2 separate regions of the Homo sapiens genome follow, and region 1 is linked to region 2. A link is a loop called in an ENCODE intact Hi-C map of the cell type or tissue named here. Cell type or tissue: MCF 10A. All regions are shown on one strand. Links, peaks and the distances in the headings refer to the core of each region. The heading gives the core; the rest is flanking DNA.

Evidence for each region. A loop is a pair of places that touch in the nucleus more often than their neighbours do. Peaks named below come from ENCODE experiments on the same cell type or tissue, not always from the same donor. Only the 100,000 strongest peaks of a DNase experiment are listed, where the experiment ranks them.
Region 1: it touches region 2 in a loop (5-fold over the local background); 4 of 110 quality-filtered maps call a loop at or near these places.

What each region holds. Positions count from the first base shown.
Region 1 is chr3:42,539,384-42,554,612 of GRCh38, reverse strand. SEC22C (SEC22 homolog C, vesicle trafficking protein) reads left to right here. Exons shown (of 7, transcript NM_032970.4): 7 at 1,165-6,644. The coding sequence ends at 1,365. Among named protein-coding and RNA genes, the nearest start is that of VIPR1-AS1, 14 kb to the right of the region's middle. RefSeq lists enhancers at 13,689-14,188, 14,189-14,690. In MCF 10A, for the core only: a CTCF peak has its summit at 6,998 (motif pointing right); a DNase peak (open chromatin) is centred at 6,982.
Region 2 is chr3:42,874,191-42,889,419 of GRCh38, reverse strand. It overlaps CYP8B1 (cytochrome P450 family 8 subfamily B member 1), which reads left to right and starts at 13,541. Exons shown (of 1, transcript NM_004391.3): 1 at 13,541-15,229. The coding sequence starts at 13,604. The coding sequence ends at 15,109. It also overlaps the pseudogene HNRNPA1P22. RefSeq lists silencers at 8,061-8,110, 14,102-14,278 and an enhancer at 8,149-8,443. In MCF 10A, for the core only: a CTCF peak has its summit at 8,260 (motif pointing right); a DNase peak (open chromatin) is centred at 8,259.

The DNA of each region.
Region 1 (15,229 bases), core at 5,864-8,363, 330 kb after region 2:
ATCCTAGCACTTTGGGAGGCCAAGATGTGTGGATCACTTGAGGCCAGGAGTTCAAGACCAGCCTAGGGAACCCCATCTCTATTATAATAAAAATACAAAAATCAGCTGATTATGGTGGTGCATACCTGTAGTCCCAGCTACTTGGGAGGCTTAGGCATGAGAATTGCTTGAACCCTGGAGGTGGAGGTTGCGGTGAGCTGAGATCACGCCACTGTGTTCCAGCCTGGGCAACAGAGAAAGACATTGCCTAAAAAAAATGAAAAAGCATTACCTGATTATGCAAAAAGAAATTTTCAACCCATGAAAATGCATTCATTTTTTAGAAAACAAGTCTCCAAGACCTTGGACATAGCCAGTGGCAGTTTCCTAGAGCTATGTTTTAGGACTGCAGGGATTGTACAGTTCCACCTCATTCCTTCAACTGTGTTCCTGGTTGGATAGCTCACTCCCTCCCTCTGTAGATTGAACCTTTGTCAGATTGATCCATGTTCAGTGATGTCCTTTTTTTAAAAAAAAAAAACAAAGCATTGAACCAAAATGCCGTTTCCACCTTTTGCAGAACAAGAATGGCCCCTTTTATGTGTGATAGTCATACACAAAATACCAGTCACTCTCCCTGCTGTGAGACCTTTCCCTGACTCAGAGATGCTTTGGAAGACATGATAAGGAGGGTGCCCAAGGGAAGAGTGGTGCTCAATGTAGTCGTGGCTCAGGAGAAACCAAAATAGTAAAAGCATGGCTTTCTCTCACCAGCTTGCTTGCCTGTCCTGGCTCCCTGAAGAAAAACTTCACTGGGGGGCCAGTCAGTCACGTTAGGGTCCCCTGTCTGCAGCCTGGCTGTCTGCAGCTTATGTGCAGCTCTTCTTTCTCTACTGCCAACAGCCTGGTCATTTCTGTCTATTTCTTTAACTTCTTTCAGATGTGCCATGCACTGATTCTTCCTGTGACATCTATTTCACTTTCCTTTAATCTTCCAAATCCTCACTTTCGTCCAATAATTAGCAGCCTAACCAGTGGGTCCACGCTTTACTGTAATGAATTCAGTTTAATCAGCTAATGTGAGAGAAATGACACTCTTCATGGAAGCTGTGGGAGGTGAATTTTGCATATGATCTAGTGGCCATTTTATCTCTGATTGGAATTCCTCTTCTGGTCTCATTTCAGTGTTATTTGTACCTGTTCTACAGTCCAGCCAGGACTATGAAGGTGGTGCTTATGCTGCTCTTTATTTGCCTGGGCAACATGTACCTGCACGGGCTGAGGAACCTCTGGCAAATCCTTTTCCACATAGGAGTGGCTTTTCTGTCTTCATATCAGATACTAACAAGGCAGCTTCAGGAGAAGCAGTCTGACTGTGGAGTATGAGGATGACACTGTGATGAATGGATTCTTTGATTTTCTTTTGAGGATCAATCTATGTTTCTCTTTCTGCTTCTCTACTTTACACTCCAGTTTCCATCCTTTTCAGCCAACTGGACTGAAAAACCAGGAATTGGGGATGTTAAACAGTTGCAGTGGAAGTCATGAGGTTGCTTGATACCCAGCCTTGGTTCTGTGCCAAGCATTACTGCAGGATCTCCAGCCAGTTCAGCACGTTTACCTAGGACAGCTGGATCTGGGGGCTCATCCAGAAAGAGCTTTATTGGAAGAGAGAAAGGAAATATTTTGGTCTTTTAAGTTGAATGATACAGTAAACCACTTGATTCAATAACACTGGTTTTAGTCATTGAGAGTTGTCTCCAAGGAACCACTTTAAAATCCAAATCAGCTTTCAGTCTAAACATAACTTGATTAGTTTTTTTTTTCAGAGGGTCAGTACAGGATGAATTAAAAACCTAAAAATATGGTTCATAAATGTAAGCTAGATAAATTTTGTTTACATTTTTTCAATATCTTAGGTTCGATATACCTTTGGAATATTTAATTATATTTTGGATATAAATTGGACTTCATTTAGGGTGAGGGCAAACTTAAGCTGAGAAAATGGTTAAGAAATCTGAGTTTATTTAATTTATATGTAACCTTTTATAGTGGTGGGACTGTTTGGGTACAGAGATGTTTTATATTTATTTGCAGGGTATATCCGAATATTTTAAAAATTAATTGAATAACCAGTACTTCTAGATGATAAGTTTGTCAGCATGAGCAGAAATGAGAATTTCAGGATTACTTACAATTGACCACAACCTGGAGTAGGTGAATGAACATGGATTCAGTGGCACTTTACAGATCCGCTTGGGAGGGGCTGCTGTCATCAGCCTTTTCAGTAGAGCTGAGTGCCTGTTGTTTTAATGATGATGACTACTGTACCCTGTGTACCTGTTCCCAGAGCGCCTCCAAAATTAATTACTCCTCTGCACCTTTCCCAGTCATCTTAATTAGCTTGAGGGCCTCATTTTTTATGAACAAGAGTTAAGTATCTGTTAACTTTTTAAAGCTTGATAGAGATATAATTAACACATACTCTGGAAAGTTACTCTCTTTCACTGTCAAAAAATTGATTGATCACAGTTTTCCAAAATATGGTTCTGGATAAGATCCCTTAGGTTTCCCGAAATTTCAGCCTGGCTTGTTTTGTACCACGCAGGAGGTCATTTTGGGAGTTTGCTCTTTGGATTGTTCTTGGTAGAAGTCTGGAATCTGAATAGTTCAACCACAGTTGCATGGAACACTTTGAGTGTTCAACTGCATTATGTGGTCTTGATAAATTTTTAAAAATCCTATTTTGATAGTTTTTAAAAGTGGAAAACCATTACAAGAGTTGAGTGGATAGGGAATGTAAGAATGTAGTTTTAGAAAAATTCAATTATATTTGGTTATCACTGGTATTGTATTGTTATTGAGCTACCTTGTTATCATTTTAAGAAAAATAAGTTTATATACTGGGAACTATGTTGGGAAAATGTTGCCATAGTAACTTTATTTTTTATAATAGAATTTTCTATTTTTGACCAAACATAAAATATTTGGATATGGGCCAGGCATGATGGCTCATGCCTGTATTCCCAGCACTTTGGAAGGCCAAAGCAGGAGACTCGGTTGAGGCCAGTAGTTTGAGACCAGCCTGGACAACATAGTAAGATTCATCTCTACAAAAAAAAAAATTAGCCGGATGTGATGGCACATGCCTGTAATCCCAGCACTTTGGGAGTCTGAGGCAGGAGGATCCCTTGAGTCCAGGAGTTTGAGGCTTCCATGAGCTATAATCACACCACTGCACCCCAGCCTGCATGACAGAGTGAAACCCTGTCTCTAAAAAGTCTGAATATGAAAATTATATTGGCAGCATACTCAGACATAAACTCCAAAGTTGTCTCTACACTGATTTCACATCTGCATAATTTTCTGCATACCCAGCAGGTGAATTTTCAGTTTTTCTGGGAGACAATTTTGAAGAGATGGTGAAATAGAATGGGAAGTTAAGGAGGGGAGGTAAAATGTTTTAAATGAGAAGAACAAAAAAGCTTTAAAAGTCAATAACACTTTGGGAAGCTGAGGTGGGCAGATCACGAGGTCAAGAGATCGAGACCATCCTGGCTAACATGGTGAAACCCCATCTCTACTAAAAATACAAAAATTAGCTGGGCACGGTGGCTTGTGCCTGTAGCCCCAGCTACTCAGGAGGCTGAGGCAGGAGAATCTCTTGAACCCGGGAGGTGGAGGTTGCAGTGAGCCGAGATCGAGCCACTGCACTCCAGCCTGGTGACAAAGCAAGACTCCGTCTCAAAAAAAAAAAAAAAAAAAGTCGGTAAGAACGGCTTAAAAATGGACTGTTTTCTTTTCCTATGTGGCATTGGGTTGCCATGTAGACCTGTACCCCAGGTGCTTTGGGCATCTGAGCCTATGATCCATATTCAGCAGGCAGTAAAGAAACGGTCCTTGAAGATGAGTCCTTCCTGGTAATGCTTCCTGACCACCGAGGCACTACCAGAGATGTTATCCACACCAGGTCGAATGTGTGGATATCAGTTAACATCTACATGGGGTGAGATTGACTTTTGCAAACAAAAGGGAAAAGATGCACTAGAAAAACAGTACAAGTAATGACCACAAAAACATTGTTTGACTGAAATCCAGCTAGCTAAAAGAATCCTCAGCTCACTGAAGGAAGAGACTGAAAATAGGAAAGAAGTTCTGGTGATTTCATCCGAGGGAAATCCCCAGGCTTAGGTTTGACTTGGTTCAGGGTTGGAGGTTTATAGCCTCTTGTGTGATCCTTGATACCAGCAAACTGGTTCCAAATCCCAGGAGTTATCCTCACTCCACCATGGACTCACTGTTGTTGTAGCACTTTTGTTTTCCCAGTAGTTAAATGCTACCTGTGCAGCTGACATCACTGGACTAGATCTGGGAATAGATGAAATAATGTTGAAAACAAAACTTTAGAGGTGCCTTCTGGTATCAGATGCTGCAAGGCCTTGAGCATCAGAGTGTGTTAAGTCCCATCTACTGTATCAAGGCCAGAGTGTGGCTCCATGCTCTTAGGAAGGGTTTCCCAACCACGGGGCCAGAGCCCAAAAGGTTTCCCCTTCCCTAATATGCTAATGAACGAAACATGTAAATCTGTTTTCCCCTGTTAGGCTAGTCTTACTGTGATGAGAAGTGTACCTGGCTTTCCTTTTCCTGGGTGGAGACAGCTGGGGCATATTCGGGTGGCATTCCCTCTCAGTACCAGAGGCCCCACTGCCTGCAGCTGGAGGCATGTGACCATAAGCTCCTGCTTTTGCTTTTTGGGCTTGCATCCCTCTTTTCTGTGAACTCTGGAGAATGCTGGAATTAAAACATTTAAGCATTTTGATTAAATGAGCTTGAGCTCCTCTGTTCTTTTCTAGGTGCTCTTGTTCTCCAACTCTCCTGCCTCTTTCTACCTCTGCCCTATACATTCCAGCTCTGGAGACAGAGTCTGAAACTGGAGTCTCTGGAGGGATGAGAAAACCATCTTTAATTGTAACAAATGGGGTGGGTAGACGAGCTTCAGAGTGGGAGCAGATTGCATTGAGGTTCAACTCTCCCACCCATGCCTGGGAGTCAAGTCTTGGAGAGGAGTAACACTTGGTGGTCAGCACAGCTCAGAGTCAGAGACAATAGCCAGCAGGCCAGCAAGGCTGGCTGTGTGAGGCACAGGAAGCAGGGCATAGGTAGGGAGCAGAGCTGGGGGTTCTCTCTCTGCTGGAAGATAGCAGCTGCCCCTTGGCATATGGGGGTTGCACACTGCACCTTGTAGCCAGGGCTGCTATTTGCTGTTCTGTGAAGGAGTTGGCCACTCATTGTGACATGCAGGACAGTGGCCTTCTGAGAACCTGCTGCTTGCTTGCATAGTGCAGCACAAGTGAGGACAGGCAGGGGTGGGAGCATTTATGGTGATCAGATGTGCCTGGCAAGCCCCTGTTCAGACATTGCTCACATTCCAAATGTTTTCGTGTAGAATATTGCACAGGTCTGGGGACGCTCTACCTGTGCCCTGTGAGTGTTAATAATGGTGGAGAAAGAGTGTAGCTGTGCCCTTGAGAGAGAAGGTGAGGGAAAGAGTGCACCAGTCAGCTGACCGTCAGCTGGCTAGGCTCTTCACTGAGTCCTATGTCGCAGTGCACAAATCACTGCCCATCAGGCCTCAGTTTCCTCATCTGGTAAATGGTGATAACATCAATCTGCCCCCCCGCCAGGGTGCTGTTATGAGGGTCAAAAGTGGTAGTGGAGGGTAATACTGGGTGAGTCCATTGTGTGTGGGAGGAGAAAGGCTTTACATTCACCTGGTACATGAAGGTTTTTCTGCTTCAGGCAGCACAGCACAGCCATTTCTTCTGGCCTTTACAAAAAGGCATTTTGTTATACTACAGTGTAAACCTCATTTTTTTCACTCCAAAAGGTAGCAGCCCCTCTTCTTCCCACCCTGGACCTGCCTTTCACTCCCTGGGCACAGAGCGCATGGTACCATTGATGTTTGGTTTATTCCAGGATCCAAGGAGCTGGTTCTGCTGGTTGGACCAAACCTCGTGAGCCAGCCACCCCTGACCCAAATGAGGAGAGCTCTGATTCTCCCATCCGGGAGCAGTGATGTCAAACTTCTGCTGCTGGGGAAATCTCATCAGCAGGGAGCCTGTGGAAAAGGGCATGTCAGTGAAATCTGGGAATGGCTGGATTCGGAAACATCTGCCCATGTGTATTGATGGCAGAGCTGTTGCCCACAAGCGCCTTTTATTTAGGGTAAAATTAACAAATCCATTCTATTCCTCTGACCCATGCTTAGTACATATGACCTTTAACCCTTACATTTATATGATTCTGGGGTTGCTTCAGAAGTGTTATTTCATGAATCATTCATATGATTTGATCCCCCAGGATTCTATTTTGTTTAATGGGCTTTTCTACTAAAAGCATAAAATACTGAGGCTGATTTAGTCAGGGCAAAACCATTTACTTTACATATTCGTTTTCAATACTTGCTGTTCATGTTACACAAGCTTCTTACGGTTTTCTTGTAACAATAAATATTTTGAGTAAATAATGGGTACATTTTAACAAACTCAGTAGTACAACCTAAACTTGTATAAAAGTGTGTAAAAATGTATAGCCATTTATATCCTATGTATAAATTAAATGAGGTGGCTTCAGAAATGGCAGAATAAATCTAAAGTGTTTATTAACATGTGTCTTTGCACTTATGTGAAAAATTCCGAGTTATGGATCCTTTGCTAGACAGTGTGATGTGGGCCTGACATAATGGGAGGGGGTTGTTGAAAGAAGTGAAAGTCAGGTCATCTTGTCCAGTGAGGCCTAGACAGGCGCAAGGGCTCAAATAGTCTTTAGTACTAACCCCCAACCAAAATAGCAGTCACAACAATGCCCTGGGGGCTGGGAGGCCTCCCCAGTTTGCAGGCTCTGCCCCTGCCCTGCTATGTGCAGCAGGCACTTTCCGTGCTCCGCGTTTTGGGCTCTTGTCTACTGTGAAGGTGAAGTTTCATCTCCCAGGACCAGCCTGACCACAGAATGGCCACCAGGGGGCGCAGCTGCCGGCCACCTCCTCAGGTTTCCAGCCAAGGGAAGGTGGCCTTTAGCAAAGGCTGTTCCTATAGCAGCTAATAAAATTCCCAGAAAGAAAGCAAATGCACTATCCTCTCCTGACCATCCTCTAAACACATTGGGGAATTCACTCTCCAAGAGTCTCTGCACCATCTGTCCTGAATCAGAATCTTTTGGAGGAAGGCAGTGACTTCCAAAATAAACATCTGAGTTATTGGGTGCTGGGATTTGGTAGTTGATAGTTTTCAGACACCATCTGCTTTAACCACTTTTTTGCTCAGGTTGAGAAGCTGAGGCTTGTTCTAGGGAGCCAGTGACAGTAAAGTTTGGAGCTCTGTTTCCCCTGAGGAGGAAACAAGTGGCTGTCCCCCACTTGGCAATACCCACAAAGAATAAAAGATGTTCCTTCTATGCCAGGAGGGCTGGATGAGAAGTTCTGGCTGGTGAGTTGCCTTCTTTTTTCTTGGGGCCTACCCCTTGAAGGGGCCCAGGTAGCAGAAGTGCTACCTGACAGCTGCCAAGCATCTTTGGGCAGTGCTAGTGGAGGAGAGGCTCTAAGGAGCCCACCTGGCTCTGCTGAGTCAGCACCAAGACATTGCTGGGATCAAATGTGGTCGGCAAATTCTGTGGAATACATTGAAGAACTTGAAGATTATCTTTGTGGCTTGTGGTGGAAAAGGACTTCTTAAGTCAAATGTGGACGGCAAAATCTGTGGAATATGTTGCAGAACTTGAAGATTATCTTTGTGGCTTGTGGCGGAAAAGGACTGCCTTAAGGCAAAATGATTGATGAATTTGACTATATACAAATAAGGATTTCATGGGCAAAGTTAAAAGAATGGGAGGAGATATTTATGATGCCAGAAACCACTAAGGGATTAATAACAGAAGAAATTCCTGTAAATCAGCAAGTAAGAGCAACCCCACTAGAAAATGTGCAGACAATTAACAGAAGAGAAAACGTAAAAAGCTAATAAGCATATGAAGAGATTTTAAATCATTAATACACATTCAAACAACAATAAGACCACCTCACACCTATGAGTTTGGCAAATCTTGCAAAGCTCTATGGCACTAAGTGCAAGAGGGAGTGTGGAGATGCAGGACTTCGTGCGAGGTGGCAGTGAGTAGAGAGGCACGGCCAATCTGCAGAGCCATGCCACTGTTAAGAGCTGAATTCTGTTCCCCCAAAATTCACATGTTGAAGTCCCAACCCATGAGAAAATAAATGTCTGCTTAAACCACCCAGACTGTGCTACTTTGTTAGGGCAGCCTAAACAAACTAATACAGCCTACTTACCCAAGTTAAGAGTGCACACCTTGTGAAGTGGAAATTTGACTTCTGGTTATTTGTCCCAGGAAAATTCTTATACAGATCCTCAAGGGGACATGTTCATTGAAGACTTACTGGTGTTGGTGGAAAGCAATCTGTGTATCCATCATGGAAAGAAAGTGTGCAGGCTCACCACGGAGCACCACGATGCAGGCAGATGTACCAGATTTAGATGTAACATCACATGGATGAATCCTCAAAACTTAGAGCTGAGTGAAAAACCACCGTTATATGATAAGAAATATATGCATACAAGACCATAAAATATTTTGTGAGGATATATGCGAAAAGATACATGTTAAATACACTTGAATGGCTGCTTACAAGGGACCAGGAGCTTGGGAGTTAGGTATAGGGATAATAAGGAATTGTTTTAAAAAGAGGGTTGCTTGTGTCAGCAGTCAGTTATGAGAGCTCTGGGAGAATGGGGTGGGCCTGCATTTCCCCTGGGAGATCTTGTCCTGGCCTTGCCCAGCCCTGCAGTTGACATGACAAGGTTAAGAAGGCTGGCCTTTGGGGCTCTAAAGCCCCATATGCTGCCAGAGTGTTTAAGCCTGCACAGGGCTGCAGTGGTGGGGGAAGGGGCGGGGAAACAAGCCTGGGGTTATATTGGTCAGGGAAGGCTCTGGAAGCCATGGGGGGCTTGGGTGGGGAAGAGCATAGAGGAGAGACTCCAGAGGGGAAAGTGGGCAGGGGGAGCTGGTTCTGACCCCCAAGCCACTAGGGACTCTCCTTCCCATATTCGAGCCGTCTGACCAGCAGTTTCCTGGTCAAGACTTTCCCATATGAGGCACTCAGCTAAAGGGCTCTCATGAGGACAAGGAACACAGCTGCAGGGGGACAGAGGTGCCCTCAAGGCAATTTCTTCCTCCTAACCCAGAAATATCCTGTTCTGGCCACAGAGCCCAGAGTGTGGGCCTGGGGAAGTGAAGCCAGAGGCGGGTCGGGGTGGGAGGAATAAAGGTGACCAGGACCTTTATTCCCCCAGCCCTGGGGGTTATTCCAGGCGCTTTTCCTGAGGCCCCAGGGATCAGAGCAAGGGCCGGGGCAAGGAACACAGGGCCAGCATTAGAATGAACTTTCTCACAGAGCTGTCCAGCAGGGGCTGGAGAGGCAGTGAGCTCTCCACTGTGAGGTGTGCGGGCAGAAATGAGATGTGTCTAATGGAACCTTGGAACATGCTGTCCCCATCTCACAGACATCGTCTCATACAGAATGCTGGCGTCCGAGGGGACATTTGCCTATCTCCCGGAGTGCCTCCTGTTGTGTCCATCCCACAGGGCGAGTCAGACGCCAGTTGCAGGAAACAGCCTGTGCCAGCTCTCGTTTGAAGAGTAAATATTAGTCTTTTCAAGAGCTGCTTGTTCTGTGTCACTTGGCACCGAGGACATTGAGCTGGAGGCAGCCGGGGGGGACACTCCACATCCAGATGGAGTCTGTGGGCCTGGGTCACTGCTGCAATGAGGGACCCAAGAAACAAGCCTCACCATATCCAGCCAGACATCCTCTCCTTACTGCTTGGTCAGCCCCTGAGCCCCTGCCTAGGGGAGTTCAGACCCTGCTGAGGCCCCAGGCCACCTGGTTCTCCTTAGCTACTGTCCAGGCTGCTTCTGCAGAGGCAGGGAACTGGATGTTTTGACCTGGACTGCAAGATCTCTGAGCCCCAGCTCTGATGCATATGGTTTAAATTCCTCTGATCATCAGGGAGGGGGAATGACCTGCTCTTGCCCCACTGTCATTCCCTCTGGCCACCCCAACTAACAGAGCACCCCCCTCACTCTAACCCTCATCCTGCCTTCTTTTTCTGTAACTTTTCTCTTTTACTATCTGTCTCCACCATTAGAGGGTCAGTTCCATGAGGGCAAGGGCTCTGCCATGTTCACCACTGCATCCTCAGTGTCTAGAACTGTGCACACAGTAATTATTTGCTGAATGAAAATATGATGGTAATACTTTGAAAACATTAAACAGATACCGTTCTCATTACCTGGCCCCTGAGATTATATCCCTCTGAAGCCCTCCACCATTATGACCTGGGGAAATGTGGAGGAGGGGTATGTCATCTCTGCAAGGAGAAAGTGAGGATAGAAGGAAGGGAGGAAAGCCCACCTGGTCTCATTACCTAGGAAATATTGAAGGGACACATTGAAACCTGAAAACAGAGGGTGTGTGTGTCCCACTCTGTGTTAGGAAGTCAGTCCTCCCAGCAACCTGTGCCCCTTAAGTGGCCCTTCTAGATAAAATGGTGGATCTATAAATTTAACGCCAAGTAGATCTGAGTGAACACCACCAAGCTACCCTCAGCTCCCAGAGGCCTGGAAGGGACTCAGAAGTTCCTGCATGCTCCCTGGGGCATGAGAAAGGTGGCGGAGTTGGAACTGGTGGGTCTGTCATGGTGTTGCCATGGTGAATGGTGAAGTGAGTGCCACAGAGGCCATGGCGGGGGGAAGCTCACACCCAAGGCTGGGTGATGGCATGGCTGGGTGATGGCATGGCTGAGCCTGGAGCGGTGTGAGGGGCCAGAGTGAGCCTCAGTGGGGCCAAGTCAGCTGGGTAGACCCTGGGGCTGCAGCCAAGAGAGCAGCTATGAGTACCCCAGCCAAAGACCTTGGCAGCAGGACCAGTGAGTGTCCATGCAGACCTTAGTGCACGAGGACCTTTGTGTGGGGCTCCTCTTCTCAGCCCCAGGAGGCCACCTGTGTTGGGTCCTCTGCCTCATTCCCTATTGGCCAACCTTAGCCAGCTTCCTGGTGGGGGATCCTGACAGCTCCTCACCCTATCTCTACCACATAGCTGGCCCTTTCTGCCCCGGAGTTCCTCTGACTATGTGATGGGATGCCTGCAGGAACCTGCTTCTTGTTCATGCCTGTCAAGCCTGGAAGAGTGAGGGGGCTAACGTGGGCAAACCTTGAGCAACAGAGGCTGGGAGCCAGTGGTTAATGCTTTCCTTCTCTGTCCCTCAGGAGGACGATTTTGGGCGTGTTCTGCCAGCCCTGCAGAGGGTCCCAGTGAATTGAGTCCTGTTGCCCCAGTAGTGGCCAGTGCAATAACTCACCTTTATCGTGAGACAGGGTCTTGGTCTGTCACCAGACTGGAGTGCGGTGGCATAATCATGGCTCCCTACAGCCTCAGCTTCCTGGGCTCAAGTGTTCCTCTCACTTCAGCCTCCCAAGTAGCTAGGACTACAGGCGTGCACCACCACACCCGTCTATTTTTTTATTTTTTAATTTTTTTGCAGAGATAGGGTCTCACCATGTTGCCCGGGCTGATGACTCACCTTTATATTGGCTTTCCTCACTTCCCCGTTTCACTCTTCTGTTTCCTGGTCACAGGCCCTTGTCTCAGGCTCTGTTTTCTGGGACTTGGGCTACAATGCCACCTGAGCCGCTGTGCTAGAAATTATCTATTGGCATTCAGCCTCTTCTCTAGCCCCTTCCATGTTCCCCTGCTTTGTTGGGGTTGGAAGGCTCAAGGCTTCCTTTCCGGAATTCTCTCACTGCTAGGAATTTGATGCAACTTAGGCTCTACCAGAGGGAAGCACCACCAAGACAGTTGGGAAGCAGAGAAAAGTAAAGGCTGTGTTTCCTGCAGCGTGGTGGCTGATGGGTGGGATATGGCAGACCTGAGTTTTCTGCAGCAGCAGGACACTATGTTCCTTCTGCTTTCTTGTCACTAGCTTTAATGGATGTGCAACCGAGATATTGGCAGTAATGTTCGGCAAGGTGGCAGCTGCAATGGTGTGACCATGGATAGAGGTGCACCCAAACTTCCAGCCCTCCAAGCCTTCCTATATTTAATTCCCTACACTCAATCTCTTTCTGTACAAAACACCCGGAACGTTTTCTGTCTCTTACACTGAAGCATGACTGATTTGGATCTCTCCCCTCCCCCATATACTGCACCACTAGGCTCAGGTGGAGGAATATGAAAGATCACACATTTATCCCAAGAAATGTCCAAAAAGAGACTGAGAGTCAGACTCTGTTGGTTACCTACTCAGCAGCCATCCCCATTTCTTTCTCAGTAGATCAACTTCCCTTATAGAACCCTCACCAATCTTTGCAGCTGTGGTTTGGGTATGTGACCTAATCCTGGCCTGAAGAGAGTGTGCGAAAGGTGGGTCCTGGGATAGATGACTGTCCCTGATAAAAGGAGACATATAGAGGAAATTCTCCTCCCTGCCAGTGGATGGGGTTCTGTGGGAACATGATGCTTGGGCAGCAACAGTCATTGTGCAGTCATGAGGGGGTAAGTCTGAGGATGAAAGTCCACATACTGAGATGGCAGAGTGGACAGACAGAAAATACCTACATCTGCGGTGATATTGCTGAGCCACTGAATTTGCCCTGGAGCTGCCTCCTTCTAGTAGACATCACCCTGACAGGATCTTTTCCTTCTGAGACACGTAAAGACCAGTCTGGAGCTCTCCAGAGTTTCTTCCATGCTAATATCCTGGGACACGGGGATGCTGGGATCCCGGGAGCTGGGCTGGGATTAGAGTGAGGCAAGCAAGATACTTGCTTCAGGTGCAAAATTGAAAGGGGTGGCAAAAAAACCTCAGTGATCAAGATAATATTTTAATCTAATATTTTTAAAATATCAAAATTAACGCAAAACATATATAATCAGCAAAATATCAAGATTTTAAACAAAGAATCAGTGTCACTGATTAGGCCTGCTCTTCATGTGTTTCCACAGAGGGCATCCCTAATGGTCTCACCTATGATGATCTGTGTAATGGAAGAGGCAGGGCTCTGAAGTTTGGAGAACTGGGTTCAAGGCTAGGCTCTATCAGTGACTTTCCTGGTGATCTCGTGCATGTCCTTTCCCTTCTCTGGCCTTTGGTTACCCCGTCTGTCCTGTATAGAGGCTGGGGCATTGCCAGGGTGGCCTTCTGACCTGTCTTCCTTATCCCCATAGCCTACTGGGGTTACTGTCCCTCTTCCTAGGAGGCTGTGTCTCCAGGGTCACTGGCTCCTGCCTATTAATATCTTGGCCATCCCTGGCCTGATTGGGGTGTTTAATGACTGCCAGCTGTGGCTCCGGCCCCCTCCCCTGGGAGAGATAAGAGCAGTTCCTGTTCCCACATTGGGAGAGGCTGGGTCATTGTTCATTAAAATAGGCCCTGGGTGAGTGGTGAGAATGGAGGGGCTGATTCTGACTCTTCACCCCACTCCTGCCAGCACAGCAGATGGGGTTGCCTGGGGATATACACTCCCCACACACCCCTCCCCAAGGGGGCTGCCCTCTGTCCCCACCTGCCACCTGAGCTCTGTCACTTTGGGTCCTGATTCCAATTGCCTTAGAGCTTCTCCTCAGATGTCCTGCAGACATTACATTCAGCATGTCCTAAACCAGGTCATCATTTCCCCAGCCCTCCTCCTCCCCACCTGGATGGGGGACTGGCAGCTTTTCCCAGCCTGCCCCTTGGGCCCTTCTCAGTAGCCAGAGTGGCCCGCCCCAAACCCACCATCATCCCCTCGGCCTCACTTAGGAAGCCTCCACTGTGCTCCTGCTGCAAAGGACCCCTGATGCCCGCCCTCTAGGATTCAGTTATCCCTGGCACCCATCATGTTCTCTTGGGACCCAGAGACCCCTACCTAGCCCTCAGAGACCACTTCGATGTTCCCTCACCTGAGACACCGTCCCCTATCCATACTGCTGGCAAACTGGCCACCCTCCTTGGGCAGCCCATGCCCTGGAGTGGCAGGAATCGCCCAGATGGTGACCTCTGCCATGGAGGGGATGGTGGCTCTCTGCACAGGGATGGTGGGGTGCTCCTTGTCCTTGTCTTCCCAGGAGGTACCCACATGAGTCAACTGGGCTTTGCCCTCAGGGACTGGGCTTAGGGCTCAGTCAGTGGCTAGGGTCCAGCCTGTGGCCAGTCAGAGGCTGGGCTCTATCGGGGGTTACAGCTGGGTCTGAGGCAGGGTTTGTGTGCAGCAGAGGTCAGTGGCCTGGGTCTAAGGGCCAGGCCCCGGGTCGCCTTAATTTCAGACTAAAGCCTGATAACCAGTCCTGCGGCCTCACTGCCTCACCGCCTCCTCCCTCTTGTATCTCACTCTGCATGGTGCTCAGGAGAGAGGCCCACCCTCTGGATCACTTGGCCTCCTAGGAATGGGCCTCCACCCAGGTGTTTGGGCACTAAGGTCAATCTTAGTGAAGTCCTTGAAGCATCCACCAGGGGGCGATAGAGATGAGTTGGCCTGGCCGGACAGGTACCTGGCAAGGGACCTGGGAGTGGGCGGGGCAGGGGGAGAAGGAGGGGACCAGGAAAAGTCCTGCTTGTGGCCAACCCCATTATTCCACGGCTGTTTCCGGCCTGGGAGACTGTTTCAGCTTCTCGCCATCCTTAAGTGCCCATCACTAAGCTTTGCCCTTCCCAGTAACCTCTCTGAGCAGGGCCCCACCTATGTCCTCCCTTTTGTTGCCCACATCTTGGATCTCTGCTTCATTCACTCTCCACCCTCTTGGCTGACAACTGGTCCCCTACCCAGGCTGTCTGCCTTACCCCAAAGCCATGACACACGAATACGGGGGGATATCAGGGACTGTGGTGGGTGGGGCAGATACAGTGTGGTGTGGGGGCCCCTCCCAGCCTTCACACAGCCCAGGCAGTCTATAGGGTCCTAACCTGGAAGGCAAGGTGCTGCCCTTTCCTCTGCATTTCTGTCCCCCTCTCCCTTCTCCTTTCTTCTACTGGCCTGAGTTAATCTCTCAAGGAGTCCTGCCAGATCTCTGACCTTGTTCTCTGCACAGCCTCCATCCTCTGTGTATGCCTTAGCCCCCAACTTCTTGGGGCTCCTCCCACCAGCTGCTGTCCTTCCCCTGAGCCCAGGGGGGCAGAGTGGGTGGCAGAAGGCTCTGGGCAGCCCC
Region 2 (15,229 bases), core at 6,920-9,419:
CCTCCAATGAAGAGCTTCCTCAGCTGTTCGGGCCCTTTAGGAGACTCTGACTTAGACATGATGGCAGGGAGAAAAGAGACTTTAATGATGCTTCTTCGGCAGTGTCCACAGGCAAAGGAACAAGCTGATGAATTTATCTGCCAGCCTCTCTGTTCACTTTTCTTCATCCTTTTTTCTTTCTGTTCCTCCAGTTCAATAATTTCAATCATCCTATCTTTAAGTTTGCAGATTCTTTATTTTACTTGCTCAAATCTGCTTTTAACCACCCCCACCCCCATCCCAGTGTATTTTCCCTTTTTGTTATGATACTTTTCAGCTCCAGAGTTTCCTTTAGGTTTCTCCTTATCATTTCTATCTCTATTGATATTCTGATTCTAATTCGTACATTGTTTTCCTCTTTGTCCATGATTACCTTTAGCTCTTTGAGTATCTTTAACCCATTTCCCATTTGCCGTGAAAATATTCCCCAGTGGCCCTTGCAGTGCAGTGAATACACCACAATAACTCATGGATTACAGTCCTAACCTTACCCCCAAATTCTGCCCACTTATTAAATACTGTCATCATATACATTTCTGTTACATTAGGATTAGAAAAAAGTTCTGTTTGGAAATAACTCCAAGAACAGTTTTTATACTTTATTTTCACATTGAAGATCAGTCTGATTTGCTTCAGCCTCAAAGAGTGTGTTTATGTAAAATTAAATGAGTACTGGCGGCGAGCTGCAATTTTTTTCTAAACGAGAAATGGGTTAAGACAGTCATTCTAAAGTCTTTGTCTATGAAGTCCACTATCTGGGCTTCCTCAAGAACATTTCTTATTGATTTCTTTTATTCCTTTGAATGAGCCATACTTTATTGTTTCTTTGTATGCCTTGTGATTTTTTTTGTAGAAACTGGACATTTGAATTTTACATTGTGATAATTCTGGAAATAATATTATCCCACTTATCCCAGGGTTTGACTTTTAAGAAATATTTTAGAGTGTCTGTGCTAGGGATCATCCTGAGGTGAAAGTTTAAGGTCTTTTCTGAACCTATGTCTTTCCCTGGGTATGCACACATGGCTTCTAAATTCCCCCATACACACAGTTGTTTTTGAATGTAAAAAAAAACAAAACAGGCGGAGAGGTGGCTCATGCCTGTAATCCCAGCACTTTGGGAGGCCGAGGCAGGTGGATCACGAGGTCAGGAGATCGAGACCATCCTGGCTAACACGGTGAAACCCCATCTGTAGTAAAAATACAAAAAATTAGCCTGGCATGGTGGTACATGCCTGTAGTCCCAGCTACTCAGGAGGCTGAGGCAGGAGAATCGCCTGAACCCGGGAGGCGGAGGTTGCAATGAGACGAGGTCACACCACTGCACTCCAGCCTGAGCAACAGAGCGAGACTCCATCAAAAAAAAACAAAACAAAACAAACAAACAAAAAACCCAAAGGTGCAGCTCCTTTTAATGTTTTAATGCCCTAGAGACTGCTTCAGCCAATGGAGGTGAACCAATGGCAGCCAGCCTCTGTAGCTACACCTCATTGATAAGAAGCAGCTATCAGCAATTATAACACAGAGCCCCAATATCTGGAGGACAAAGTCCTAATTTCCCACTCTGGCTTCAGCAAGCCATGTCAGAAACATGTCATGGCTGCCTGCCATGGGACTTATGGGTGGGTATCCAATACAAGCTGAAATCAACCAATATTAGCCACAATTTACCAACCAACCTTTCCTTTGGAAGCTGCAAGTATTCAAATTGATCCCAGAGTTCCAAAATAGTCACTTTAGACAGTTCTGCCAGTACAATGCTCTCTAGGTGATGAGATGGATTTTTGGTGCTTCCTCTTCCACCAACCTCTCTGCTCAGAAGTCCTCAGTAGTTCTCCACCGCCTGTCAAATGAGATCCATGCCTCAGGTGAATTCAAGACACCCCAGAATAGGCACCAAGCCATCTTTCCAACTGTTTGCCAGATCCTACTGCACAACTGTCACAAGGATGATAGCGATCGACAGGAAGGTAACATCACACATGGACAAAGGATACTAATCCAATCTCTTCATGGAAAGTCATGCTTTCCTGGCCCTCAAATTCCCCATGAAGGTGCATGATTGCTAAAGATACTGCTTGATTGCAGTGGAATGCAGTGGAAGTTCAACCAAGTATTTTACAAAGTTCTCCTTGCCTTGGGTTGCAGGGGGTGGGGGGACTTAGACTCTCCAAGCTACTCTAGAAACTATGGCATTAAGATCACATCATTTACACTTGCAAATGCATTGGTCCCCTCGTACCTGCAATTTCACTTTTTGTGGTTTCAGTTACCCACAATCAGCCATGGCCTGAAAATATTAAATGGAAAATTCCAAAAATAATTCATGTTTTAAGTTGCACGCTGTTCTGAGTAGTATTATAAAATTTCACACCACTCTGCTCCATCCCACTGTACACCAAAAGTATCTGAGAAAGGACTTAATCAATTTTGAAGTTTATTTTGCCAAGGTTAAGGACATAACCCAGGAGACAGGTATGTGTCTTTTTCCAAAGATGATGTTGAAGTCTTCAATATTTAAAAGGGAAAAGCAGGCTGCAGGGGAAAGACAGAGGTTATGGTCATTACTGAATCCACATGTAAGAGAAAAGGAGCAGGTAGGGGAATATTTAATTATGTATTCATCTCATGCTAAGTAAATCTGCAGGTTACATAAGATAAGGTGAACATAGAGTAGCTACCTGTGGAGATTTTTTACCTTTTATCTGTAACTATCTGCTTAGGAACAAAAGGAAAGGCAACTTCTTGCATGACTCAGCTTTTAGCTTGACTTTTTCCTTTCAGCATAGTGAATTGGGGTCCCAAGTTGTTATTTTCCTTTCACACCACCCAGGACATGAATTATCCCTTTGTCTAGCATATCCACACTGTATATACTACCTGACCATTAGTCACTTGGTAGCCATGACAGTTATCACATTGACAGATCACAATAAGAAGGGTGAGTACAGTACAATAAAATAGTTTTAGAACGAGACCACATTCACATAGCTTGTATTACAACTTATTGTTATAATTGTTCTCTTTTATTATGAATTATTGTTGTGGATCTCTTACTGTGCCTAATTTATAAGTTAAACTTTATCATAGATATATATGTATATGTACAGAAAAAAATATAGTATATATAGAGTTCAGTACTATTCATGGTTTTAGGCATCCACTGGGGATCTTGGGATGTATCCCCTGCAGACAAGGCAGGACTACTGTAACTACTAACAACTCTAATTTTCTTGAGGGTTTGGTGTGCATGTGGATTGAAGGTTAGTTTCCTGGATAGCATGTTCATTAGAGTTATAGTCTTCAGGCCTGCCTGAGTTGTACCTGCATTGACATATCAGATGAACTGGACTTTCTTCTTCAAGCACATCTCACCACCTCTTTAGATGCCTTTCTCCACAGAGTTGATAGAAATGAGACAGCCAAATGCTGCTCAGGTCATTGTGCACAGGGGGCTTGCCTAACATGCCCACAGCGAAGAATTCTGTCCCTTAACACATGTGCAGTAAGGGAAATAAATCAATGTGGAGTGGCTCAGACTAAGGGCCCACCTGTGCACTGGGAGACTGGGGTGTAGCCACCGGGAATTCACACCTTATGCGGTGGGGAGAAGCCTGGCCTCTTCAGCTGGTGTGTGGTGGCCTGGTATTCAATCTGTGAGGTGGGAGCCTGTTGGCAAGACCCTCTTTTTTTTCTCTGAGCTTCTTATCAATAAATTCCACTCTCCTCACCTTTCAATGTGTCCATGTGCCTAATTTTTCCCAGTCGTGAGACCAGAAACCAGATTTTAGCTGAACTAAGGAGCAAAAAATCCTCATCAGCGTTTGCCTGAAATACCTTACCTTTCCATTCACAACCTGACCCTATATATTCTTATTAGCCCAACTCAAATGGCTTATTTTTATAAACCCCTTTCTGACCCTATTCCCTTTCCCCCAACAAAATGTGACACTGCTCTCAGAATCCATTGGCATTTGGCTCATACTGCTTTAGTATTGTACATTTGATATTACGTGCTTATCCCATTTAATCAGTGAGATCCTTGAAGGATGATTTAAAAATCCAATCAATCTTTGTCTCCCTGAGACTAAGATACTACCTTGCATATGCTTAAGCCTGCAATAAATTATTTGTTGCTATGAACTATGGAACTGTATATGGACAACTTGTTTCTCTAGCTCCAATTTCTCCCATTTTAGGTTTCTCTGACCCACTTAGCAGTAAAGCTGGCACAAACTGGCTGTATTAAATGTTTGGCTCTACCACTTAATAAATGTGTGCCCAAGGGAGAGTTCCTCACACTCTGAGCCCCATTGTTCTCATCTCTAAAATAAGACTGAATGCCTGCAACAGTAATCAGAGATGGAATTGGAGAATTATTCGTCCATTCAACAAACATTTATAGAGTATTTACTATGTGCCAGGCAATGTGCTAGGTCTTGAGGATACAGCAATGGACAAGACATAGTCCTTGATTTTAAAGAGTTTATTGTGGTGCCAGCACACACTGACTCAGGAAAGCTGATTATCACAGGTAGCAACTATCTGGGGCTGGTGGTGCAGGTGGTAAAGGAATTTACCAAGACAGCTGTAGGTAAAGAAAGACAGATTTATTACAGAAAGTATAAAAATATGTTGCAAAGTTGCAACAGGCAGCACAGCAGGAAATGGGCTGTCTACAATGAGGCAGGGGCTGGAGGGAAGTTTTATAAGGTTCTGCTCTTGGGGCCACTTGCGGACAGGACAAGTCATTGTGCCCACAGGTTATTTGTGATTAGCCATCTCTCAGAACAACTGTTCATTGTTCTTCCCCACCTGGGGTTCTCCCCTACCTAAGGTCCCTTCCTCATTGTTGCTTACTTATCAGGACTCCATGCTGACGATGCACATCTCTTTCCAACTCCTCCTTCAGTGACCTTATATGGGTGCCTGAAATTGGCCAGGGGCAATGTATTTACAATATGAAACTGGCCAACTCTACCAATCAAGACTTTTTTTTCTTACAGTGCCAATTTACCAGCACACCACTGAGGAAGATTGACTTTTTCTTTTTATTTTATTTTATTTTATTTTATTTTATTTTATTTTATTTTATTTTATTTTATTTTGAGACAGAGTTTTCCTCTGCCACCCAGGCTAGAATGGAGTGCAGTGGTGCGATCTCAGCTAACTGCAACTTCTGCCTCCCAGGTTCAAGTGATTCTCCTGCCTCAGCCTCCCATGTAGCTGGGATTACAGGATGCGCCACCACACCCGGCTAATTTTTGTATTTTCAGTAGAGACAGGTTTCACCATGTTGGCCAAGCTGGTCTCAAACTCCTCCTGACTTCAGGTGATCAGCCCGCCTCAGCTTCCCAAAGTGCTGAGATTTCAGGTGTGAGCCACTGCGACTGGATGAAAATTGATATAGAGAATAAAGAAAGACACTAGATCATTTCACATAATTATAAATGTTTTGATGAAACTAAAATAGGTTAATGATACAAAGTACTTTAAAAAGAGACTACTTTACATAGAGTAGTCAGGGAGGGCCTTTCTATAAGGTGTAATCTGAGTTGAGGCAGTGAATAATTGAAAGAAACCAAGCGAGGCATACAGCACATCCCTGTAGTCCCACCTACTTGGGAGGCTGAGGCAGGCAGATTGCCTGAGGCCAAGAGTTGGAGGCCAGCCTGGACAACATAGTGAGATCTTATCTCTTAAAAAATGAATAAATAAAATAAACCAGTTGTATTAGTCCATTTTCACAGTGCTGATAAAGACATACCCGAGACTGGGTAATTTATAAAGAAAAAGAGGTTTAATGGACTCACAGTTCCACGTGGCTGGGGAGGCCTCACAATCATGACAGAAGGCGAAAGGCATGTCTTACATGGTGGCAGATGAGAGAATGAGAACCAAGCAAAAGGGGTTTCCCAGTACAAAATCATCAGATCTCATGAGAATTACTCACTACCACGAGAACAGTATGGGGAAACCGCCCCCATGATTCAATTATCTCCCACTGGGTCCCTCCTACAACAGGTGGGAATTATGGGAGCTACAATTCAAGATGAGATTTGGGTGAGGACACAGCCAAACCATATCACCAGTCATGCAAATAGCTAAGGAAAGAACATTTCAGGCAGAAAGAACAAAGACAAAGGACTTGAGGAAGGCCCTGGGACTGGCAATATGGCAGCGGATGAAGAGCTGAAGTTCTGAAGTAAACAGAGTGATTAGACTCTTGGTTGTACCACTTGCTAGTTGTGCAACTCTAGACAAGTTACCAGCCCTTGAAATCTCAATTTTCTCCTCTGTAAAATGAGGGCATTTTTGCTTCATATGGTTGGGTGCATAAAATCACTAACATAGCAAGTCAGAGACCCAAAAAAAGGCCTGCTTGCAAGGTAGGCCCCTGGCTAGTGTCTGGGAACTTCACTTTCAAAGTGCGTCCAGTCAACACTTAACCAATAAGAGTAGTTCGTTATGCCTTGACTATTTGTACAAACATGATTTATAATGAATATCTGCTTTCCTTCTAGGAGTCTGGAATTTTGGTATGTGCTAGGCAGAAGGTGCCTACATGACCAGTCCCCCGATAAAAACCTTGGGCACTGACTAATTTTTGAGCTTCCCTAGTTAGAAACATGGCACATATGTTGCTGCGTTTCCATTGCTAGGAGGAGTAAGCTTTGTGTGATCTCTCCTGGCAGGGAGAAAGAACTCGGAATCCTGCACATAGATTCCTCCAGACTCCACCTATGTCTTTTTCCCTTATGATCTGGTTATGTATCCCATCAGATGGACAGGCAGAGAATTCTGGCTCTTCCTCAGGCAGAGGCTGGCTTGCCCGTGGGAATTCAGCCCACGTGGCTGCCCTCCCCACCCTCCCAAGGGGCTAGGGACCAGCAATCCAGTTGTAATCAATCTTAGTCATGATTACAACTGTATTCTGAGTCCTGTGAGTTCTTCTACGGAATCTCTGAACCGGGTTGATATAAGGGTTAGATGGCAAAATACGTGAATTTCGTGTAATATTAGCTCAAGGTAAGTTCTCAAAATAAGAATGGTGATGGTGTTGGTGGCGATGGAAATGATCAGCATAGAGCCATCCCCTGGCTAGAAGCTCAATGCCAATCATTCCAATTCCCACCCTATCCCTCCACCCTCTCACACTATATGCCCTCGTTATCTCTTGGCAAATTAGTGAATGTACAACCCAATACCTTTATAATAGCATCTCACTGCTGGCGAGTACGTCAAATTCAGTACCTCTTATTTTGACACATCAGAATAAAGGTCCAGAAGGGTAAAACAAAATGTTCTGGGTCATGCCATAAATTGGTGGAAAAGTTGGGACAAGAACCCAGGTTTGCCTTTTATGTCCTACACTGGTTCTACGACAACCTGGTATATGTGATTCAGGCTAGCAGTAAGCATAGTGACCCTTGAGTCAGGCTGTCAAGAACCCAGGCTGCCATGGAGGGGGTTCCTTCCCCTCCAGGAAAAACAGAAGGAACCTGGAAAGCTAGAAAGAAACAAAAAGGAGCCATACATAAGCCCTAAGTGAAACGATTATTACCTGCTCTAAAGGCAGGGTGAAATAATTTCTCCCCTGTATTTCCATTTCAATGGTACTACTTACTGCTGGGGGCGAGGCAGTGAGCAAGAGGTGGCACATACTGGGGGAGCAGTCAATATCATCCAGAATTAGAAAAAGGGGCAAACAAGACTCAGGGAAGAGCTAGTGCATCCGGACTAGAGAACCCACAGCGGAGAACCCCAGTAAAGGAACCACAGCAGATAAATAGAATCCTCAGGTCAGTGCCCAGTTGCTCAAAATTCTGGGCCATATATAGAATGAGAAGTCATGACATCAGACAGGAACATGGAACTACTAGGGCCCAGTGTAAAAAACTCAATCCACTGTCCTGCCCACCATGGAATGTGCAAATGAGGTTAGCAATAAAGGAGCTAACCCCCAAAACCCCCCAGGACAACCAAAATGATGCTCTTGCCGGGCTTATGCCGTGAAAACTGCCAGGGGCGTGGGCCGAGGGGTAGTGGTGGGTTCAGCGCGCGAGTCGGAAACAGCTGCGGTGGGGAAGGAAGAAAGCAGCGCCATCAGCACGTCCTCCCGTTGGCCCGGAACCACGCCCTTACTGGGGGCTCAGCCGCCGAACTGACACTCACCGCTCCTGAGCACAAAGAAGGTGCGAAGTGCCGCAGAGCGACCGCCAGAGGTCAGCAACACACTGCCTACTCCCCGCCGCGCCTCCCGGAGACTCCCTCGCTGAGGCTTCGGGGGCCGGAAGTGCACCCGCCCCTTTCCCGAGCGCCCGCGGGCCCTCTGGCTGTCCCGGAGGCCGCCTCCGTGTGTCTTTGGTCCTACCTGGCCCCCTAGCCCACCATCGTAACCCCGCCCCGGCCCCTGACAGTTCCCGGACCGAAGGGGCGAGGAGGGGACGTGCCGCCCGCTCCCGGTGTTGGCTTGAGTTGCTGGTCCCCAGCCCCTCGGGAGGGAGAGGAGGGCAGTCCCGTGGGCTGACTTCCCAGGGGCAAGCCAGTCTCCTCCCGAGGAAGAGCCCGTATTCCCTGCCTGTCCATCCGGCAGCCCTGCGTGGCCCCCGTGGGCTGGCCCCGGACACAAGCGTGGCTGGGCCGGCTGGCGTGAGAGGGGTTCAGTGCCACCGATGTGTCAAAGTCCTAACCCGCACAGAGCCTGCCGGTTCTGCACCCTGTGGAGATTCTTCCCCCTTCTCCGAGTGCCCTGGGCTCATTGGCCCCAGGGTGGATATGCTCTCGGTACCTTGGGACCACCCTGCTGCATCCCCTGACCAGCACCCCTCTTCGGCCGCTAGCACCTCCACCACACACAACACACATTGACTGGGTCTTGTGGTCCTCCAGGCCTCCGCTGAATCAGTGTGGCCCAATCAGTGTGGCCTTCCTGACTGCCACCTCCCTTCATGCTCTGCTCTTCTTTGCAGCATTTGTCACAATTACAGCCATACCGCGAAGATATTGCGGGTTGGGTTTCAAACCTCCATAGTAAAATGAGTCGCACGAATTTTGTTTCCGGGGAATATAAAAATTATGTTTAGACTATACACCATTAAGTGTGCAAAAGCATTATATCTAAAATACATATATATACCTTAATTTTTAAAAAAAACTTTATTGCTAAAAAATGCTAATGATCATCTGAGCCTTCAGTGATTCCTGTCTTCACCCTGGACTGATCAGGGTGGTGGTTGCTGAGGGCTGGGGTGGCTGTGACAATTTCTTAAAATAAGACAACAATCAAGGTTGCCGCACCAGTTGACTCTTCCTTTTAGGAAAGATTTCTCTGTAGCATGGAATGCTGTTTGATAGCATTTTACCCACAATAGAACTTTTTTTCAAAATTGGAGTCAATGCTCTCAAACTCTACTGCTGCTTTACTAACTTTATGTAATATTCTAAATTCTTTATTGTCATTTCAACAGTGTTCCCAGCATCCTCGCCAGGATTAGTTTCCATCTCAAGAAACCACTTTCTTAGCTCATCCGTAAGAAGTTACTCCTCATCCATTCAAGTTCAATCAGGCGATTGCAGCAATTCAGTCACATCCTCTGGCACTACTTCTAATTCTAATTCTCTATTTCCACCCATCTGCAGCGACTTCCTCCACTGAAGCCTTGAACCCCTCAAAGTCATTCATGAGGGTTGGAATCAACTTCTTTCAAACTCTTGTTCATGTTGATATGTTAACCTCCTCCCATGAATCACAATTGTTCTTAGTGGCTCTAAAATGGTGAGTTCTTTCCATAAGGTTTTCAATTTACTTTGCCCAGATCCATTAGAGGAATCGCCATCTACAGCAGCTATAGCCTTACGAAATGTATTTCTGAATACTAAGACTGAAAAGTTGAAATTACTCCTTGATCCATGGGTTGCAGAATGGATGTTGTGTTAGCAGGCATGAAAACAACATTCATCTCTTCGAACATCTTCCTCAGAGATCTCAGGTGCATTGTTAATGAGTAGTAATACATTGAAAAGAATCTTTTTTGTGAGCAGTAAGTCTCAGCAGTGGGCCTAAGTAAACCATGCTGCAAACAGATGAGCTGCCATCCAGGCTTTGTTTTGTTTGTTTTGAGACAGGGTCTCACTCTGTCGTCCAGGCTGAAGTACAGTGACATGATCTTGGCTCACTGCAGCCTCAACCTCCCAGGCTCAGGTGATCCTCCCACCTCAGCCTCCCAAGTAGCTGGGACCACAGGCATGCACCACCATACCTGGCTAATTTTTGTAGAGACAGGGTTTCACCATGTTACCCAGGCTGGGCTCCAAGCTCTGGGCTCAAGCAATCCACTTGCCTTAGCCTTCAAAATTGCTGGGATTGCAGGCGCGAGCCACCACACCTAGCCTTGCTACTTATAGAGTACAGGCAGAGTAGATTTAGCATAATTCTGAAGGGCCCTAGGATTTTCAGAATGGTCGTGAGCTTTGGCTTCAACTGAAAGTCACCAGCTACCTTAGCTCCTAAAAAGAGAGTCATCCTACCCTTAGAGGCTTTGAAGCAGGGCATTGACTTTGCTCTAGGAAAGTCCTTAGATGGTCTCTTCTTCCAATATAAGGCCGTTTCATCTACATTAAAAATCTGTTGCTTAGTGTAGCCATCTTCATCAATTATCTTAGCTACATCTTTTAGATAACTTGCTGCAACTTCTTCATCAACACTTGCTGCTTCACGTTGCACTTCTATGTTATAGAGATGGCTTCTTTCCTTAAACCTAATGAACCAACCTATGCTACCTTCAAACTTTTCTCCAACTGCTTCCTCATCACTTTCAGCCTTCATAGAATTGAAGAGAGTTAAAACATTGCTCTGGATTAGGCTTTGGCTAAGGGAATGTTGTAGCTGGTTTGATCTATGCAGGCCACTAAAACTTTCTTCATATCAGCAATAAAGCTGTTTTTCTTATTATTCATGTATTCACTAGAGTAGCACTTCTAATTTCCTTCAAGAAATTTTTTCTTTTGCATTTACAACTTGGATAACTGTGTAGTGCAACAAACCTAGATTGCAGCCTATCTTGGCCTTCCTCACTAAGCTTAATCATTTCTGGCTTGTGATTTAAAGTGAAATTTAAAGTGATTTAAAGCGCAGCTCTTCCTTACACTTGAACACTTAGATGCCATTGTAGGGTTATTAATTGGCCTAATTTCAAAATAGCTGTGTCTTGGGAAACAGGAAAGCCCAAGGAGAGATAGAAAGAGGGGAGAACAGCTGGTCAGTGGAACAGTCAGAATACACACAACATTTACCAATTAAGTTTGCATCATATATGGGCCCAGTTCATGGTGCCCCAAAACAATTACAGTACTAACATATCACAGATCGCCATAACAGCTGTAATGATAATAATGAAAAAATTTGAAATATTGTGAGAATTACAAAATGTGACACAGAGACACAAAGTTAGCACACACTGTTGGAAAAATGGTGCCAATAGTTTTCCTCAATGCAGGGTTGCCACAAACCTTCAATTTGTAAAAAACATAGTATCTGTGAAGTGCAATAAAGCAAAGCACATTAAATGAGAAATATGTGTATAATTACTTTGGGCAGTGATTTAATATCTTTCTCCCTCCATTAGACCATAAACTGCAAGAGAGCAGGGACTGTGTCTATCTCATTCATGATTATAATCCCAGATCGTAGCAACATTTCTGCCAGTAAGTGCCCAATAAATATCTAGTGAATGGATAGATGGGGCTTCTCCAAGGAAGGAGGGAATGAATAGATGAGTGTGGGTTAATGAATGAGGTAAGAATGAATGTGAAATAATGGTTCATCCATTAAAAACTAGGGGACACGGTTCAGTTCATTGGATTTGGCCCAGTTTCAGACCGAATTCTAAGGTTGAGGAGAGTTGATGATGCCAAGTACTGTGGTGGTCCTGAACAATTAAAGAGGGATTCTGGGAAGCAGAGTGTGGACAGTTCCAACTCCCTGCCAAGGGGAAGCTCATAGGCAAAGGAAGCTCACTCCAGAGGGGATATGGAAGTTCCATACCCTCTTTTGTCTGAAGAGCCGAAGTCCCTGTTCTCAGGTCGTTAGGAAGTTAAAAAGTAATTTGGAGGTTATCAGAACTGATTGAATTGAGTTTGAACCTCACCTATAGCAACAATGGGCCAGGCTGCTTGACTAATGCCTTGGCGTCAATGGTACAGTTTTCTCCCTCTTGAGCTGCTGGCAGGGACCTGGGCTGACATGTCTCAGAAGGCCCTTAGTCAATGATTAGCTTATCTCAAGGCCCCAAGCCAGGGCAGCTGTCAAAGAGGGTCCCCACTGCGTTCTGCACCTAGATCCTCATTGTGAAATGAAGTATGAAGTGATTGAGTGAGGTCTCTATTGTCTCTGACATTTTACAATTCCAGGATTCTGCCTTCTTGTCAGAGAAGTGTATAGGCAAGCAGTTGGGCAGGTGAGAGGGCTCCGGGTGAGAGGCTCAGAGACTGAGGGCTCAGCCTCTGCTTGAAGAGTCATCATCTGGGAGGCTCTGTGGCCTCCTCAGATGAGTTCATTCACACTCATACCCCAAGATGGAGTCAACACCCCCTCCACCATCTCAGCCTTCTCAGCATCTAAAGCCCCAGCATCAATGCCTCTTTTTTTGGGTTAGGGGTCAGAGCTGTTGTGGAAGGGCATACAGTCATTCTTCACTTGCCTTTGACTGTGTACTCTGTGCACATGGAGGTAGGAGCAGACATGACTTCAACAAGGTCATGCCCCCTTGGCAAGCATCTTTGAGACCAGAGAGGAAGACAGACTAGGGAAAGAATGAGGAGATAAGCACGGGCTGCTGTGAGGTCCAGGGGAGCAGGCAAAGGTAAGAGAAAAGGCTTTAGGATACTAACTAACATATATGGAGCACTAGCATGAGCCAGGCACTATTCTAAGTGCTTTTCAGGTGTTATCTCTTTTTGCCTCACAACAGCACCTACAAGGCACTGTAATTATCCCTACTTCACAGATGAGGGAGTGGAGCCACAGTGAGGTTAACTTACTTGACCAAGGGGGCCAAGTAGGAATGGAGGCATTTGTTGAGTCTTCTAAAGATGAGGAAAGAGTGGAAGTGAGATTTTGTAAGTGCTTGATTCATTTCTACCAACTGAACTGGCAAATAAATAAAAGCATGAGTAAATGGGGGTATAAATAGTCTGTCAGCTATGGGGGTGGGAGTGGGCTCAAGGCAGGCTTAGAGAGAAGGTGCAAGAGCTGTCTGAAAAGGTCAGAGCAAAGCATGAAGCTGGTGAGCAGCTGTGACCATAGCTGGAAGCTTCTCTCTGAGCTTTCTCCTGGTTACCTCCTCCTCCCCTACGTGACCAGTCAGCCAAGTGTTAAGTCCAGGGGAACATTTTGCTGCTTCCAAGTACTGTCTCACTAGTGTTATTTGCCATAACTTGCGGCCACAGGGCAAGGTCCAGGTGCTCAGACCTTTACATCCTGGACTTTCCAAGGCCTCCCAAAGCTCTCTGGCACCCAGGGAACAGTGTGCGTGTCGAGAGCTTAATCCGCAGGAGCATAGCCATGGTTCTCTGGGGTCCAGTGCTGGGAGCTCTGCTGGTGGTCATTGCTGGATACCTGTGCCTGCCAGGGATGCTCCGACAACGCAGGCCATGGGAGCCCCCTCTGGACAAGGGTACCGTGCCCTGGCTTGGCCATGCCATGGCTTTCCGGAAGAATATGTTTGAATTTCTGAAGCGCATGAGGACCAAGCATGGGGATGTGTTCACAGTGCAGCTAGGGGGCCAGTACTTCACCTTCGTCATGGACCCCCTCTCCTTTGGCTCCATCCTCAAGGACACACAGAGAAAACTAGACTTTGGGCAATATGCAAAAAAACTGGTGCTGAAGGTATTTGGATACCGTTCAGTGCAAGGGGACCATGAGATGATACACTCAGCCAGCACCAAGCATCTGAGGGGGGATGGCTTGAAGGATCTTAATGAGACCATGCTGGACAGCCTGTCCTTTGTAATGCTGACGTCCAAAGGCTGGAGTCTGGATGCCAGTTGCTGGCATGAGGACAGCCTCTTTCGCTTCTGCTATTACATCTTGTTCACAGCTGGCTACCTGAGCTTGTTCGGCTACACGAAGGACAAGGAGCAGGACCTGCTACAGGCAGGAGAGTTATTCATGGAGTTCCGCAAGTTTGACCTTCTTTTCCCAAGGTTTGTCTACTCCCTGCTGTGGCCCCGGGAGTGGCTAGAAGTGGGCCGACTCCAGCGTCTCTTTCACAAGATGCTCTCCGTGAGCCACAGCCAGGAGAAGGAGGGCATCAGCAACTGGCTGGGCAACATGCTTCAGTTTCTGAGGGAGCAGGGGGTACCCTCAGCTATGCAGGACAAGTTCAACTTCATGATGCTCTGGGCCTCCCAGGGGAACACGGGGCCTACCTCTTTCTGGGCCCTCTTGTACCTCCTGAAGCACCCAGAAGCTATTCGGGCTGTGAGGGAGGAAGCTACCCAGGTCCTGGGTGAGGCCAGGCTGGAGACCAAGCAGTCCTTTGCCTTCAAACTCGGTGCCCTGCAACACACCCCAGTTCTAGACAGCGTGGTGGAGGAGACGCTGCGGCTGAGGGCTGCACCCACCCTCCTCAGGTTGGTTCATGAAGACTATACCCTGAAGATGTCCAGTGGGCAGGAGTATCTGTTCCGCCATGGAGACATCCTGGCCCTCTTTCCCTACCTCTCAGTGCACATGGACCCTGACATCCACCCTGAGCCCACCGTCTTCAAGTACGATCGCTTCCTCAACCCTAATGGCAGCCGGAAAGTGGACTTCTTCAAGACAGGCAAGAAGATCCACCACTACACCATGCCCTGGGGTTCGGGCGTTTCCATCTGCCCTGGGAGGTTCTTTGCACTCAGTGAGGTGAAGCTCTTTATCCTGCTTATGGTCACACACTTTGACTTAGAGTTGGTGGACCCTGACACACCACTACCCCATGTTGACCCGCAGCGCTGGGGTTTTGGCACCATGCAGCCCAGCCACGATGTGCGCTTCCGCTACCGCCTGCATCCTACAGAGTGAGCTTGGCCAAGCCAGCTGCAAACCTGGCCAGAGGAGTTCTATTGCATCTCTCACCTGTTCTCACCCCTCTGCAGCCCCAAGACCCCACTGGCCACCCCTCCCTCTGGTCCTGTGGCACCC